3 separate regions of the Homo sapiens genome follow, and regions 2 and 3 are each linked to region 1. A link is an interaction called in ENCODE POLR2A ChIA-PET data of the cell type or tissue named here. Cell type or tissue: MCF 10A. All regions are shown on one strand.

What was found. Peaks named below come from ENCODE experiments on the same cell type or tissue, not always from the same donor. Only the 100,000 strongest peaks of a DNase experiment are listed, where the experiment ranks them.
Region 2: POLR2A ChIA-PET joins it to region 1 with 11 read pairs; 3 of 35 experiments call an interaction of 5 or more read pairs at or near these places.
Region 3: POLR2A ChIA-PET joins it to region 1 with 16 read pairs; 2 of 35 experiments call an interaction of 5 or more read pairs at or near these places.

The regions. Positions count from the first base shown.
Region 1 is chr1:232,867,112-232,872,111 of GRCh38, forward strand. The region is part of intron 4 of LOC101927711 (a long non-coding RNA gene); the gene reads left to right. Among named protein-coding and RNA genes, the nearest start is that of MAP10, 64 kb to the left of the region's middle. In MCF 10A, no CTCF peak of the experiment used is centred here; a DNase peak (open chromatin) is centred at 2,030.
Region 2 is chr1:232,765,715-232,770,714 of GRCh38, forward strand. No RefSeq gene overlaps it. Among named protein-coding and RNA genes, the nearest start is that of LINC01744, 26 kb to the left of the region's middle. In MCF 10A, no CTCF peak of the experiment used is centred here; DNase peaks (open chromatin) are centred at 27, 1,817 and 2,157.
Region 3 is chr1:232,702,187-232,707,186 of GRCh38, forward strand. No RefSeq gene overlaps it. Among named protein-coding and RNA genes, the nearest start is that of LINC01745, 13 kb to the right of the region's middle. In MCF 10A, no CTCF peak of the experiment used is centred here; DNase peaks (open chromatin) are centred at 2,755, 3,265 and 4,145.

The sequences.
Region 1 (5,000 bases):
TGCCACAGAGAGTTCATTCTGTCAGTCCTATGATCTCTATGTTAACATTAATTCTGGGCTGTTGTGGCTAAACTGCAAAAGGAAAGGTGCTTAATGAGGCCTGCCTGACCTCCCACCCCATCATGTTTTTAAGATTTTTCCGGGGTCCCCTTGGCCAAGAGAGGGTCTGTCCAGTTGGTTGAGCGGCTTAAGATTTTATTTGTAGTTCTCACTTTCTTCCCTGTCCCCCTATTCCCTCTTTCTTTCTTGAAACTCAATATATAAAGTTGCAATAAGCATCTAGCTCTTTTCCTTTTGTCTTTTGGCACTGTTATTTCTATAACATACACAAATACTGCCAAGAAGCCAAAGTTTGTACCTCCTTCACCAACGTAAGCAGGTACTAATTTTTTCTACAACCTTAACAGTGACAGACATTATTACAAATTTTAAATTTTACCTAGTAGTTTTTTAAAGTTTGCCAATTTTTTATTGCATTATTTGTCCTTTTTGCATCAATATTTAGAAGGCTTTGACTATGAAGAATATTAACTGTTTGGTTGCCATATGTGTGTTCAATAATTTTTCCTACTATTTGATTTCTGGCATTATCTATGATATCTTTCATTATACAGAATATTTTAAATTCATATAGTTATATATGTCCTATATTTTCTTTATAAATCTTGAATTTCCTGTCATGTGTAAGAATGTTTTACTCATCCCAGGGTTATACAAATATTTGCCTACATTTTCTGATACTTTTATTGGTCAATTGCTGCATTTAGATCTTTCATTTATCTTAGGTTTGTTTTTGCACATGGAGTGAAATTGAAATCTACTGTATTTTATTCCTGACAGATAAACAATTAAACATCTTTTTTCTCACTGCAAATAATGTCACATTGATTATATATTCTTGGTATTCTTTCTTGTCTTTCTGTTCTAGTTCATTGATCTAATCATCCATTTCTTTGTCAACCCCTTACTATTTTGATTAGGGTTATTATAGTTTTATCTGGTAAGGCATGTTCCCCACCCCTCCAAACTAGTTCCAGAAAACACCAAATGCATTGGCATTCCGATTGAGATTACCTTCAAAATACAAATTCATTAAGGGAGATTGTTTTTCAATGGTAAGTTCTCCCATTGGGCACGAGGTAAACTTCCCAGTTCATTTTGGCTCTGGTTTTGTGCCTTTCAATGAGATTTTATAGCTTGCTTCAATGGGTTCTGCCCCCTCTTGCTAAATTTTAAAACTATATATAAAATTAAAACAGCTTTTTGAGATTCTGTTCAAGATTCTAAACTCTCTTCTTTACACTAGTGCCTCTTAAAACCACCTTCATTGGAATCACATTGTAAAACACTTATAAAAATGTATATTCTGGCTGGGCGCAGTGGCTCACGCCTGTAATCCCAGCACTTTGGGAGGCCAAGGCAGGCGGATCCTGAGGTCAAGAGATCGAGACCATGCTGGACAACATGGAGAAACCCCGTCTCTACTAAAAATACAAAAATTAGCTGGCGCACGCCTGTAGTCCTAGCTACTCAGGAGGCTGAGGCAGGAGAATCACTTGAACCCGGAAGGCAGATGTTGGCAACAGAGTGAGACCCCGTCTCAAAAAAACAAAAAAGTATGTTCCTATGTCCCCCAAAACTTAAGTCAAAATCTCTGGGTGTGCCCTAGAAACCTGCATTTAAATGAATTCTTACAGGTGTCACCTGTGTACACTGAAGGCCGAGGGCATTGCTTTGTCTACTTTACCCAAATAAGACCAAACATGCAACCTCTCCACACTTCCCTGTTTAACTGAGTTGGAATAGATCAGTTTCCAACACCTTCTCCCACTTGAACTTTTGAACAACCCCATCCCACTGCTTTGGGGGCCATGAGAACTGATGTGTGCCTCTCAGGAGGAGCATACCAGCATCTGTCAGGATACATTTTTAAAATGAGCTGATAATGCCTAAGACCATCATTGTTGATTCTGGCAAGGCTTCAAATAGCAGCAACCAGCAAATATTTCGCCCTTCCCGTGGTTTCTGGCAGTGTTGCAGCTGTTGCCTCATCTAGTGAACATGCCGGGCCTAAGGGCAAACAGACACTTAATTAGGTTAGGGTGAGCTTCAAAAACTCGAGAGTAGGCATAGCAGTAATGACCACCACACTTTCTCACTAAGAATACTCAATGCGTGCAAAGAAATAATTATCCCAAGAAGCCATGGTTTCTTTCCTCTACCCCCCACCTTTTTTGGCTGTTTTATTTGAGATCCATGACCTGATAGAATTACTCATTCAAAGAATGCAGTGGTGTTCAATCACACAATAGGAGCCATGCTCTATGAAATACCTGAAAGCCAGTGTTGGTCTTTAGATGTGAGTTTCAGCATGAGCTGAGTTTCAACAACGCTTGGTATCAACAGCAGAGTCCTATTAACAGAAGAAAAACAGTCCAATCCTGGCCTGACAGAAAAATCAAGGTGAACATGCTCTTTTTCTTCTTTTTTTTGAGACAGAGTCTCTCTCTGTTGCCCAGGCTGGAGTGCTGTGGTGCAATCTCGGCTTACTGCAATCTCCGCCTCCCGGGTTCAAGCAATTCTCTGCCTCAGCCTCCTGAGTAGCTGGGATTATAGGCACCTGCCATCATGCCTGGCTAATTTTGGTATTTTTAGTAGAGATGGGGTTTCACCATCTTGGCCAGGCTGGTCTTGAACTCCTGACCTCGTGATCCACCCGCCTCGGCCTCCCAAAGTGCTGGGATTACAGGCATGAGCCACTGCCCCTGGCCCAAAGTGAACATGCTCTAACCAAAAAGAGACTCAGTTTTCTTAAAAAATTCATGCTTGGTTGGTCAGACCATGCCCAGTGGGACCATTGTGGACATTTTCAACATAGTTGACTATATATTTTATTGATTGTTGTTGTACAAAATGACAACCATCTGCTACCTAGAAGCAAGGATCTCATATGGTCAAGCTGGAATTCAGGGGGCATCTTTTGTCTTTTGAGACTGACCAGAGCAGCAGTACTTCTTTCTGTCCTTCATCTCAGTCACAGACTGAGGGGACCGCTGGTCCATCAAGGGCCAGAGGAAACTAGATCACAAATGCACATGTGTGCACATACATATTCATCTATTCTAGCCTCCATTTATTTGGTTGTCTCATTGCCTATGCTATTTCTTATTTCATTGTGGTGTGTGTGTGTGTGTGTGTGTGTGTGTGTGTGTGTGTGTGTTATGCTGTTATGATGGCTTTGTGGTTTGTCAATTCAGCTAGGCTAGGGTACATTCCCCAGAATTTCCCAGTATGTGAGAGGGGTGGGCTATACCAGATACTCTCTCATAAAGGGTGGAAGGGAAGACGCAGGCATTCTGTAGCATGCACGCACTTTCTCCTAGGTGCTTCTGTGAAGAGACTTCACAGATATAAATAAAGTCCTTAATCAGTTGACTTTAAATTAGGGAGATTATCTTGGGTGGATTTTAATCAATTGAAATGCCTTAAAAGAGGACATATGTCTTTCTGTGTCCGGAATTGGTGGGTTCTTGGTCTCACTGACTTCAAGAATGAAGCCGCGGACCCTCGCGGTGAGTGTTAACAGCTCTTAAGGTGGCGCGTCTGGAGTCTGTCCCTTCTGATGTTCAGATGTGTTCGGAGTTTCTTCCTTCTGGTGGCTTCGTGGTCTCGCTGGCTCAGGAGTGAAGCTGCAGACCTTCGCGGTGAGTGTTACAGCTCTTAAGGCAGCGTGTCTGGAGTTGTTCGTTCCTCCCGGTGGGCTCGTGGTCTCACTGGGCTCAGGAGTGAAGCTGCAGATCTTCACAGTGAGTGTTACAGCTCATAAAAGCAGCGTGGACCCAAAGAGCGAGCAGTAGCAAGATTTATTGCAAAGAGCGAAAGAACAAAGCTTCCACATTGTATAAGGGGACCCGAGCGGGTTGCCAATGCCGGCTCGGGCAGCCTGCTTTTATTCTCTTATCTGGCCCCACCCACATCCTGCTGACTGGTAGAGCCCAGTGGCCTGTTTTGTCAGGGCGCTGATTGGTGTGTTTACAATCCCTGAGCTAGATACGAAGATTCTCCATGTCCCCATCAGATTAGTTAGATACAGAGTTTCGACACACAGGTTCTCCAAGGCCCCACCAGAGCAGCTAGATACAGAGTGTCAATTGGTGCATTCACAAACCTTGAGCTAAACACAGGGTGCTGATTGGTGTATTTACAATCCCTGAGCTAGATATAAAGACTCTCCACGTCCTCACCAGAGTCAGGAGCCCAGCTGGCTTCACCCAGTGGATCCCGCACCGGGGCTGCAGGTGGAGCTGCCTGCCAGTCCTGCGCCGTGCGCTCGCGTTCCTCAGCCCTTGGGTGGTCGATGGGACTGGGTGCCGTGGAGCAGGGGGTGGTGCTCGTCGGGGAGGCTCGGGCCACACAGGAGCCCATGGAGTGAGTGGGAGACTCAGGCATGGCGGGCTTCAGGTCCCGAGCCCTGCCCCGCGGGAAGGCAGCTAAGGCCCAGCGAGAAATCGAGCACAGTGCCGGTGGGCTGGCACTGCTGGGGGACCCAGTACACCCTCCGCAGCTACTGGCCCGGGTGCTAAGTTCCCCATTGCCTGGGGCCAGCAGGGCTGGCTGGCTGCTCTGAGCGCGGGGCCCACCAAGCCCACGCCCACCCGGAACTCCAGCTGGCCCGCAAGCGCCGCACGCAGCCCGGTTCCCGCTCGTGCCTCTCCCTCCACACCTCCCTGCAAGCTGAGGGAGTGGGCTCCGGCCTTGGCCAGCCCAGAAAGGGGCTCCCACAGTGCAGTGGGGGGGCTGAAGGGCTCTCAAATGCTGCCAAAGTGGGAGCCCAGGCAGAGGAGGTGCCAAGAGCAAGTGAGGGCTCTGAGGACTGCCAGCACGCTGTCACCTCTCATTTCCTGGAAAGAGAGCAAGCAGTTCCTCTCTGTGGACAGTAGTTTTAGTCCATGCATGTGGTGTGTGTGCATTGTTTTTGTTTGTGCGTCTGGGGGGGGGGG
Region 2 (5,000 bases), 100 kb before region 1:
TAACATCCCTTTTGCACTGAGCTAGAGCCACGTCTGTGACATTGGTAAAAGGAATTTTTTACTATCCCACTTCCTAGATGGGGAAACTACATTCTGAACATAGGAAATGGTGAAATTCACACCAAAAATTACGTTATAATAAAAACTAATCTAGGCGGGGCCCAATGGCTCACGCTTGTAATCCCAGTACTTTGGGAGACTGAGGCAGGAGGATCACTTGAGACCAGGAGTTTGAGACCAGCCTAGGCAATATAGCGAGATCCTATCTCTACAAAAAAAAAAAAAAAAAAAAAAAAAATGAATGGAAAAGGAATCTTGTTCTCATGAAGCACGGTTTTGGAAAACAAGAAGTGAGGACTGATGGGGTCAGAGGAGTGTCTAACGTGGAAGGGCGGGTATCGGCTCCAGCCATCCCCTTAAAATTCCTTTTTAAATTATCGTTTTCCCCCTCTCCCTTTCTCTTTGTAAGGTTTTATTCTGTCTTCTTGCCCATGACAAGTTCTTTTCTACTTACTGCTTAATGTGAAGTGGTCTGAAGATGAGTCTGTGTTGGAGTAGACGTGGAGAAAAACACTCCTTGTTTGGGAGGTTTAATCATTTACCCGATGTGCTACTGATATTTTAAAATGTCATGCTCTTCTGGTTACAGTTTCCAATCTGGGGCCTGCAATGCGGTGTGACCCAAATCAGCCGTCTCCAGTGTGGTGACACATCACCTCGACATGGGGCAGGAGGCAGGTGGCTATGTCTGGGCACCCAGCTGGGTGATTCCTCCAGACGTGCTCTCCCTGTCTTCCCCTCTGGCCCTCAGCAGGAAGCCAGGGTCTATTTGAGCTGTTGCTGCAGCAGCCATGTGCATACTTTGCCCAAGAGAAAAAAAAAAATCCTTGCTCTTAAACTTAGATAAATTATTCTAACAAGAGAACACAAAACAGCTTCTTGGCAGGTGAGGACCCTGTTTGCGTGAGATCATGTATTTTTCCTTTTGCTTTTCTCCAACAGTTTACTTAAAGGGCACCCACAAATAGAATGTCACAGTCCTGGGAAATTGTTTCACCAGTATTTCACTGAGTACTTGGGAACTGAGAAAGTACAAATGAATCAAACACAGTCCAGACCACAGCGTCAATAAGCAAATTATCTAAAAGAGGAGTTACAAATGCTAATTCTAAAGTCAGATAGAAAGTTCAGACAGAGAGATCCTGGAGTTCAAGAGAAGGAGCAGTGACTTGTAACTTGGAGAGTTCAAGAAGAGGTGGGAAGAGGTGGCCATTTTGAGGGTTCTGGAAGGCCAGTCCTATTTGTGTTTGTCAACTTGGGCAAGATGTCAGAGGGTCTGGGCAGAGGAGCAAGAAGAGAACAGAAAGGAAAGACCCAACATCTTATTGGGTCCAGAGGGTTTTCATTTCTTCTATCAGTAACACAGGTCCTAAATGGCAAAAAACAGTGACCACAGCTCATTTTCTGCAATATAGGCATCACTTTTGCTTTTTCCTGACACATGTAATGAAGTTTGAATCTATTTTTCCTTCCAAAAAGCTCTAAAAAGTTTTCATACGTGTATTGTAAGGAGATTTAGTGAAATTAGTTTTTTTGAGACGGCTTGTTGCTTTGCTCAGCTCCCTGTACTGTTGTAAAGTGCCAACGCATAACCAGGCAGCAATAACAGTTACCAAGAGCATTCCCTCCACAGCAATGTGGCCAGATGGCACTGAGTGATCAGGCACAGCCCGAGGGGCAAGAGGGGCAAGGTTTTGGCATCTGCTTCTTTGTAAAGGTAGATCTGCCGGGAGCACTTGGTGCCGGCCTACAGGAAGTAAGAACTCTGCACCACCAACCCCAGGCACACCTCTGAGTCATAAGTCTTGGAAGACTTCTGAAAGTCATAAGTCATTAGAATTATGCAACAGGCTTTGGGACAAATGAGACGTTGGAGAGAGCTATTCTAAAATCTGAAAGAAAAAAGCTAGTTTTAAGAAAAAAATCACAAATGATAGTTACATCTTTGAATATTGTATTTTTAGGAAAATGCATACCCCATTTGAGAAGGTTAGCGACCTTGGCCTAAAGCGTTGTTTATGTTAGACATGAGGAGTTGACTGAAATGTGCTCTCATAAGCATTTCTAGCACCATATTTACAACGTTGGCCCACAGCCAGAATAAGACGTGATCTTCCTATTGGACTGGGTTCATAGGAGCGTTTGTTCCTTAAATAACTCTAGTCTAGGCTGGGTGTGGTAGCTCACGCCTGTAATCTCAGCACTTTGGGAGGCCCAGGCAGACAGATCACCTGAGGCCAGGAGTTCGAGACCAGCCGGGCCAACATGGCTAAACCCCATCTCTACTGAAAATACAAAAATTAGCCGGGCAAAGTGGTGGGCATCTGTAATCCCAGTAGTCCCTGTAATCTCAGGAGGCTGAGGCAGGAGAATCACTTGAACCCGGGAGGCGGAGGTTGCAGTGAGCTGAGATCGCACCACTGCACTCCAGCCTGGGCGACAGAGGGAGACTCCGTTTCAAACAAACAAACAAACAAACAAACAAACACCCTCTAGTCTAGCAGAAGCCCATAATATGTTATTAGTTCTTCAACTCCATCAGTGCTTGGATCCACATATCTTCCAGGATCCTTCCCTCTTGAGTTTGATTCTGGCTGAACTTTCTCAACAAAAGAAGCCACGGAAAAAGAGGCAATGTTTCAATAACTGCCATTTGTTAAGCAAACTTTGTTCCCAGTTGTAATTATTCTGCTTCAAAATAGCATAACAGCACAGGGTGAGAAAGTCATCCACAAAATTGTTTTCTCCATCCTCCTGCTTGATGGACAATTGTACTCTCTCTAAAAAAAAAAAGAACTTATTTAAAATTGCATTTTGCTATTGCTCGAGCCAAGAATGTCTTCCTAACACTTAGCCTATTTTTTTGTGTGGTGGTCAATTCCATAATTCCTTTTCTACACTTAGATGTGAAGGGAGACTCACCACCAATATAATATATCTGTAAAGCTGAAGTGAGCAGCATCTGGAAGCCAGCACATCTATATCTGTTCCAGAGTCAGAGAATCTATCCCTCAGCTACCACCTCATGGTATACAGATGGTCACAAAGGGCAGAGGTCTCTACGTGATCTGAACTTTGTCAGCCCTTCCAGCCTCAGCTCCTACTGTAGCTTCTTATCCCCGCCATGCCCTGACAATGCCAGCCAGCACTCTTGAGGCTCTCAGAAGGCACAGGGTGTGTCCAGCTTCCATGCCTTTGCTTGTGCTCTTCTCTCCATTCACTGTGGGAGCACTTACATACTGCTGGACACACAAAGCATGCAGCTCAAGAGCATGTGAATGAATTTGCACAAATCCATTATTGGGTGTGGTATGCCAACTCTCACCAAATGTCAAGTAAATAATATATATTACAGGTTTCATTGTCAATAATATTTCTTGTGGAAATTATTACATATCTTAATATTTTCTACTGTAGATTAAGTATGGCAAAGACTTTCAACTTTTCTGCTAAGAATTAAATTTTAATTTCTTTAGTCACCTCTTGCCTCTCATCTGATCTATCTTTAAATAGATCCATCCAGGTTATGGTTCAATTCTTCTGACCAACACCTTTAGGAGACTATCCGATGCTTAACACTATAGTGTTAAGATACTTTATATTTTCTGAAACACAGATCAGGTTGAACAAGGATTTTGTATATCTTTTTTTGTACATAAGAGGCAGTCTAAATTATACTGTCTAGATGCTATTAGGATTTCTTGAACATTATAAGAATTTGGGGACCACAGTATAATATCGTAATTGGAAATAGGACTGGCCTGGAAATTCTGAGACATATGGTTTCCCTGCCATGTTTCTGAATCTTACTGCTATATTTTCTTTTGTTTTGTTTTGTTTTTAATCTCACCACCTACCACAGAAAGAGGATGTTTTTTCAATGTACATGGCTACATAAGACGTTTCAAAATCATACTTACAATGTTTCATTTAATAAATATCTAGAAACAAAGCAAGTTTTTTTAGTAGATTCCATACTACTCCAATTCTCTTCTTAGTGGATGAAAATAGTCTCAAGATTTAGGGATCCAGTTACCCAGACACACAGGGGATTTACTGAACCTAAATACCACCCAGGAGCTCTAATGGGAGCTCCCAGCCTCAGCACCCCATGCATCAATTGGCAGACTTCTTTTAGTGACTAAGGCACAACTACCTGCTGTTTTCAATTACTTCTTGCTTGACAAATGCAGTGGAGGTTACTCGCATAGTTTTTGTAAACTCCACAAAGTGCAGGAAGAAATTTTCAGAAGTCTTGCCACTGTGGGGAGACTTTCAAAGGCATCTGTCATGACTGTAGGGGAGGAAGCTTGGAGGATTTTTTGCGTTAATAAAGACATCTTACAAGGGGACTTGCATTTAGGGCCCCAGAGTTTCTTCAAAGTGGTTTCTATTTTTGACTTCTTGCTCATCTGTGTTAGAGCCAAGACGTACATCAGGGATCTCAGACAGCAAATTTATGTTTCCTAAACCTTCTGTACGCATCAAGAAATGTAGTTTAATGACTTGTTGGGAATGTTCGTATAGGTCATTTGTTGTTATTTGTTTGTTTGGCCCATTGCATCTTAAACAACACAATAAAACATTTGTATTGCCCTTTCCGAGAATGCACTGCCAGGTGGATAAAAAGTAAAAGAGACTGATTTAAATAACAAAGATACTGACACTCTCCTGTAGACTCTTTGTTAGACTTTAGCAACTTCTATGAGGGGATAATATGCTATTGATCTCCCATTAGCATGATTTTAAAAGGTCTTATTTATTTAACCATGTGCATTGAAAAAGATTCTCTTTCTATCTTACATAGTAAGTAATACTCAAAACAAAACAAAAGAAAACATAGCAATAAGATTCAGAAACACGGCAGGGAAACCATATGCCTCAGAATTTCCAGGCCCATTTCTAGTTATGATATTGGATACTGTGGCACTGCCTGGCCT
Region 3 (5,000 bases), 160 kb before region 1:
ATGATATGCATTGTCTAGCACAGAGCTGAGCCTTAAACAATCTACGTACTTAAATACTTCCATCCGGCCACGCGCTATGGCTCACACCTGTAATCCCAGCACTTTGGGAGGCCAAGGCAGGTGGATCACCTGACGTAGGGAGTTCGAGACTAGCCTGACCAACATGGAGAAACCCTGTCTCTACTAAAAATACAAAATTAGCCGGGCGTGGTGGTGCATACCTGTAATCCCAGCTACTCTGGAGGCTGAGGCAAGAGAATCGCTTGAACCCGGGAGGCGGAGGTCACAGTGAGCTGAGATCATGCCATTGCACCCAGCCTGGGCAACAGGAGTGAAACGCTGTCTCAAAACAAAAAAAAATTTCCATCCCTAATTTTTCCACTGAGCTGCAAACGTAGAGTAGATTCAACTGCCAATCTGACAACCTCACTTGGCTAAGAAGAATGACAAACTAACCTGGCTCCAGGGAAACTCTTACTGCCACTGACCTTCCTCCCCTAATAGCCCTGACTTGTTCTTCCTCATCTTATTTAAAGTTACCACCATCCATCCAGACACCTCGCCAAAAATCTAGGCATCATCCTTAATTTCTTTCCTTCCCATCCACTCACATCCAATCCATCAGCAAACCTGTTGGCTTTATCTCCAAGATGAATCCCTGCTGTGTCAACTTCTCCTTATCTCCAGAAACTATTCTAGTCCAAGCCAAGCCACCAGAATTTCCTACCTGGGTTATGCATACTCTATTAACTATTCTTTTTACACTCACTTCTTCCTATAATCCCCACCCTATAAAGCAGACAGGATGGTCTTTTAAAATGCAACGCAGACGATGTCACTTCCCTGTGGAAAATTCCTCCCAGAGTCACCACTGAATATAGACTAAGATTTAGGCTCCTTTTGTGGTTTCAGTGTCCCACATGACTGGCTCTGCCTGTCAGATAAGCTCATCTGCTACTGCACACTGGATCACCTACCTTTCTGAGTCCAACACTCCCCCACGTGTCCTCAGAGCAAGTCAAGCTCATTCCTGCTTAAGGACCTTGGCTCCTGCTCTTTCTGCTACCTGGACTGCTGCGCTTCCACATCTTCACAAGGTGGTCTTCATATCCACGCATCATATCTTCACAATGTACCTTCGCATTGCTTCATATCAAATGCGACCTCCCTGGCTAAATCCTGTCACCTCCACCCTGGTCACTCTTTATCAAATCATTGTATTCTGTATCTTTCTTTCTTAGTTTTTTTAGCATGTGTTACTATCAAAAATTACGAGGTAAATTTGTTTGCTTTGTTATTTTGTCTCCTCCTGCCCATTCCCACCCTAGGTAACATGTAAATTTCCTTCCATGTGAGAAAGAACCTTATCTGCGTAGTTTACAGTTTGTCACTGTGTCCCTAGTGCCTAGCACAGAGCCAGGCTTGTCAGAGGTGATCAATGAATATTTGTTGCGTAAATGGAGTCTTGTGGAGCTAAATGGAACTGCAGTGGTATTCCCATGTAACTGATGGAGGAATAGACACTTAGGGATTTCAGTCATTTGCCCAAAGGTATGCAGCCAGTAAATGGCAGAAGAAACTAGGGTTCATAGCTGGGAGCCAGTGCTACCTGGCAGAACGTCTTCTCTTGGTAAGGCTAACTTGTCAGGACCATCTGACTTTAAAGACCTGAGGTTTTCGCCAGGCGTGGTGGCTCATGCCTGTAACCTCAGCACTTTGGGAGGCCAAGGCAGGCGAATCACCTGAGGTCAGGAGTTTGAGACCAGCCTGACCAACATGGAGAAACTCCATCTCTACTAAAAATACAAAATTAGCTGGGCATGGTGACGCATGGCTGTAATCCTAGCTACTCAGGAGGCTGAGGCAGTAGAATCGCTTGAACCTGGGAGGCAGAGGTTGTGATGAGCCGAGGTCATACCATTGCACTCTAGCCTGGGCGACAGGAGCAAAACTCTGTCGCGCAAAAAAAAAAAAAAAAAAATAGATCTGAGGTTCAGACAGGTGCCCAATTACCTACCAGGCTGGAGCTTCAGAGAGCTAGTGATCAGTCAGGGAAACCTGACCTTGAGAGAGTGGGGGTACCAAGGTAAAGGCAGGACTAGCCAGAGGTCTCACTGAGTAATTCATAGTGAAGCCCACCATAGGGGCACCAGGTTGGATGAAAGGTAGAAATCAAGTAAATTTGGCCACCAGAGTGAGAAGGATTCCATGGTAGCACTTCCCACTGCTGAAAGCCTGGCGAACACTTCCTGTTGCCTTATCTGGCTTTATGGTAGTCGTTTTCCTCTCCCTATTTAGAAGACATCCCAGTCTTATCCTTCTGGGCCATTCATGCTTGGCTAAGTTTCCAGCCCTGTGTCCCCTAGTGACACCTGTGTCTTGGCATGACACAAAGAGCCAATATGTATTAAAACAGCTCTGTTAGTAACCTGTATGGTGTTTAAGGAGCCAAGTGAAATCAGAACTAATAGTATTATCTGTCTGCTTAGTGCATAAATGTAATGGCATAATCTCATACAAGGAGCAAACAGAGACAGACAGAAAAACATCAGTTTAAAGGAGTCTTGTTTGACCTGTATGTAGTGTGCAACAGCTTCCTGGGTGTTCATGTTGCTGGGTTCAAGTCTCCAAAATAGTCAGCAGGCAGAAAGTCTCCTCTGTTTGATAACAGTCCCAGATCTGTCAGTTCGGTTGCCAACCCTAATTTGTAAATTCTCTTCTGTAAAGATTGCACAATTGTGCTCATTTTCTGTTGACTGTGGGCTGGCTAATGGCTGCTAATGAGTCAGCTGCTAAGTGACTCAGCACTGCATCAATAAAACAGATCCCTTCGTCCCTGAATCTGCTGGATGAAAATGATGTCTTCCTTTGTCAATGTGTCCCTTTTGGCCCCTGCTGAGAACTCATGACCTGATGTATTGTGTAAAGCGTCCCATCCTTAAAGAGCCCACTCTATCAACTCAATGAAAACCAAGAGGAATATTCCAAGTTTTTGGTGTTTTTCTATTCTGGTTTTTGTTTTCCTCACTGCAGAATGTTCACACTTGCATTCTTTCTAGTAAACTAGAAAGTCTCATCTTTCTTCTCGTGTAAGGTGTGCTATTGTTGATGGCACTCTATGGGCTCTGGGTGACTGAAGGTGTGTTAGAATAGATGGGTAAGAGGAAGAGACAATGGCCAGCCTTTGGTGAATCAGGGTCTGGTTTATGCCCAGACGCACAGTTGGCACTAGCAGTAAGACAGAAAATCTGGAAAAACTGAACAATCAGCTAGCCTTGGGGTATCTTTCACAATGTAATGGGTACTCAGCAACATAAGTGTCCTAACTGGCCGCCTCTCAAAGAAAACTAATACTGCATACACAAATATAAATTGGCAACAGCTTAAACACAAGTGCTGTACGTATCACAAATAAGATGTTTCACATAATAAAAGGTATTCTCTAGAGAGGGCCCTTTTCAATAATGTCAAACATCATTTGAAGTGTTCACATATTTCTCAGGATCCATCGGGAACAGGAAATGGGAACAGAGGAAACAGGAGCAGAGGACTCAAAGGAGGCATCAAGTTCTACCTCCAGAATTAGAACAGAAAAGAGAAAGGAAAGCTGCAAACCCAGTCAATCCTGGCTGTGCATGCATCAGAACCACACCAGCCTTCCACGTCTGAGATCCCGAGACAAGCTGCCTCTGAACCAGTAAGAGCCTCTTGCTCCTTCCTTCTGAGGAGCTACCCGGTGCCTGAGTACTGACTACATACTCTCCAGAGGCAAGTGTGTCTTCAGACTTTCCACCTTCATAGGCACAGTCCAGACCTAGTCGTCTTATTACTTCTTTGTTATGGGGCACTTTGAAATATAGAACCACGCCTTTATGTTCTAGGACACTGGTCTCTCCCCATTCCCTCTATGTTAGAACAGCACTATTGGTGCTGTGACATAGGTCACCCCCTCTCATGGACTTACACACTCCCTTTTCCATTTCTTTCATTCCATTCAAGAAATTTTGAAACAAGTGATTTCTAATTAAAATATTCACCTACTTTAATAATTTCATAATAGTAACAAATGACTTGTTAAACATTCCAATGTGTTGCAATATGGATGTGGAGAACTGCTCTTCTGGAAAAAACAATGAAGCTCGGAGATGTTTGTGACTTGCAGAGCTGGTAAGGACACCCAGGCCTGCTGACCCCCATCCAAGTGGCTTGTTCCTGAGCCTCACAGATTGTACAGGATTCTCAGATTGTGCAAATGCGGAAGTGGTGGTGGACAAGAGCCAGTAGCCTGTACATTTTGGTACATTTTCAGCCTCTGAAAAGTCATTTTTCTGTCTTGTACTTCAGTGTCCTTTCTCTCAACTCCAGGCTGCCTTACTTCCTCCTGAATACCCTTGACCCGTCTCTGCGCTTGAATCTTTGTTCACCTCCCTCTCTGGGATGAAAGGCTCTCTTCAATCTTCATTGGCTTCAAGACCTTGCAGGAGCACTACCTGCTCTCCGAAGCCTTTTCCCACTTCATGTCTTCTAGCGATCTCTCCCATCTCTCCTGCAGCTGTACCATCTCCATCACTCATTCAGGGCTTTCAGAACGTCCCTGATGTTGTGAAATCGTCTTTAAAAATATTGTCGTGTCCTCTTGTTGGGATATACATTCCTTTTGAGGAGGTATTGTGCCTTGTACCATTAATTATTTTATTTTCTTTTATTAATTATTAATTTATTAATGCATTATTCCAATCTACCAAAGATTTGAGATATCGTATGAAAATGATATAATCTGAGAAGATAAAATTAGCAGTCAAGGTAGTTCATGTGAAAGGGAAAACAAGAAAAGGAGACATGTTTTCACATCCCTAGCACCCCACAGAGTATCTAATCCAGGAACTCACTACTTTTTTGTTGCTTTTAGAGAATCTGTGGAAGAAACACAAAATCAAAATATTGATCCATTCTATTTGTATATCACTTTATAATTTTAAACATCTTTACATCATTGGGGC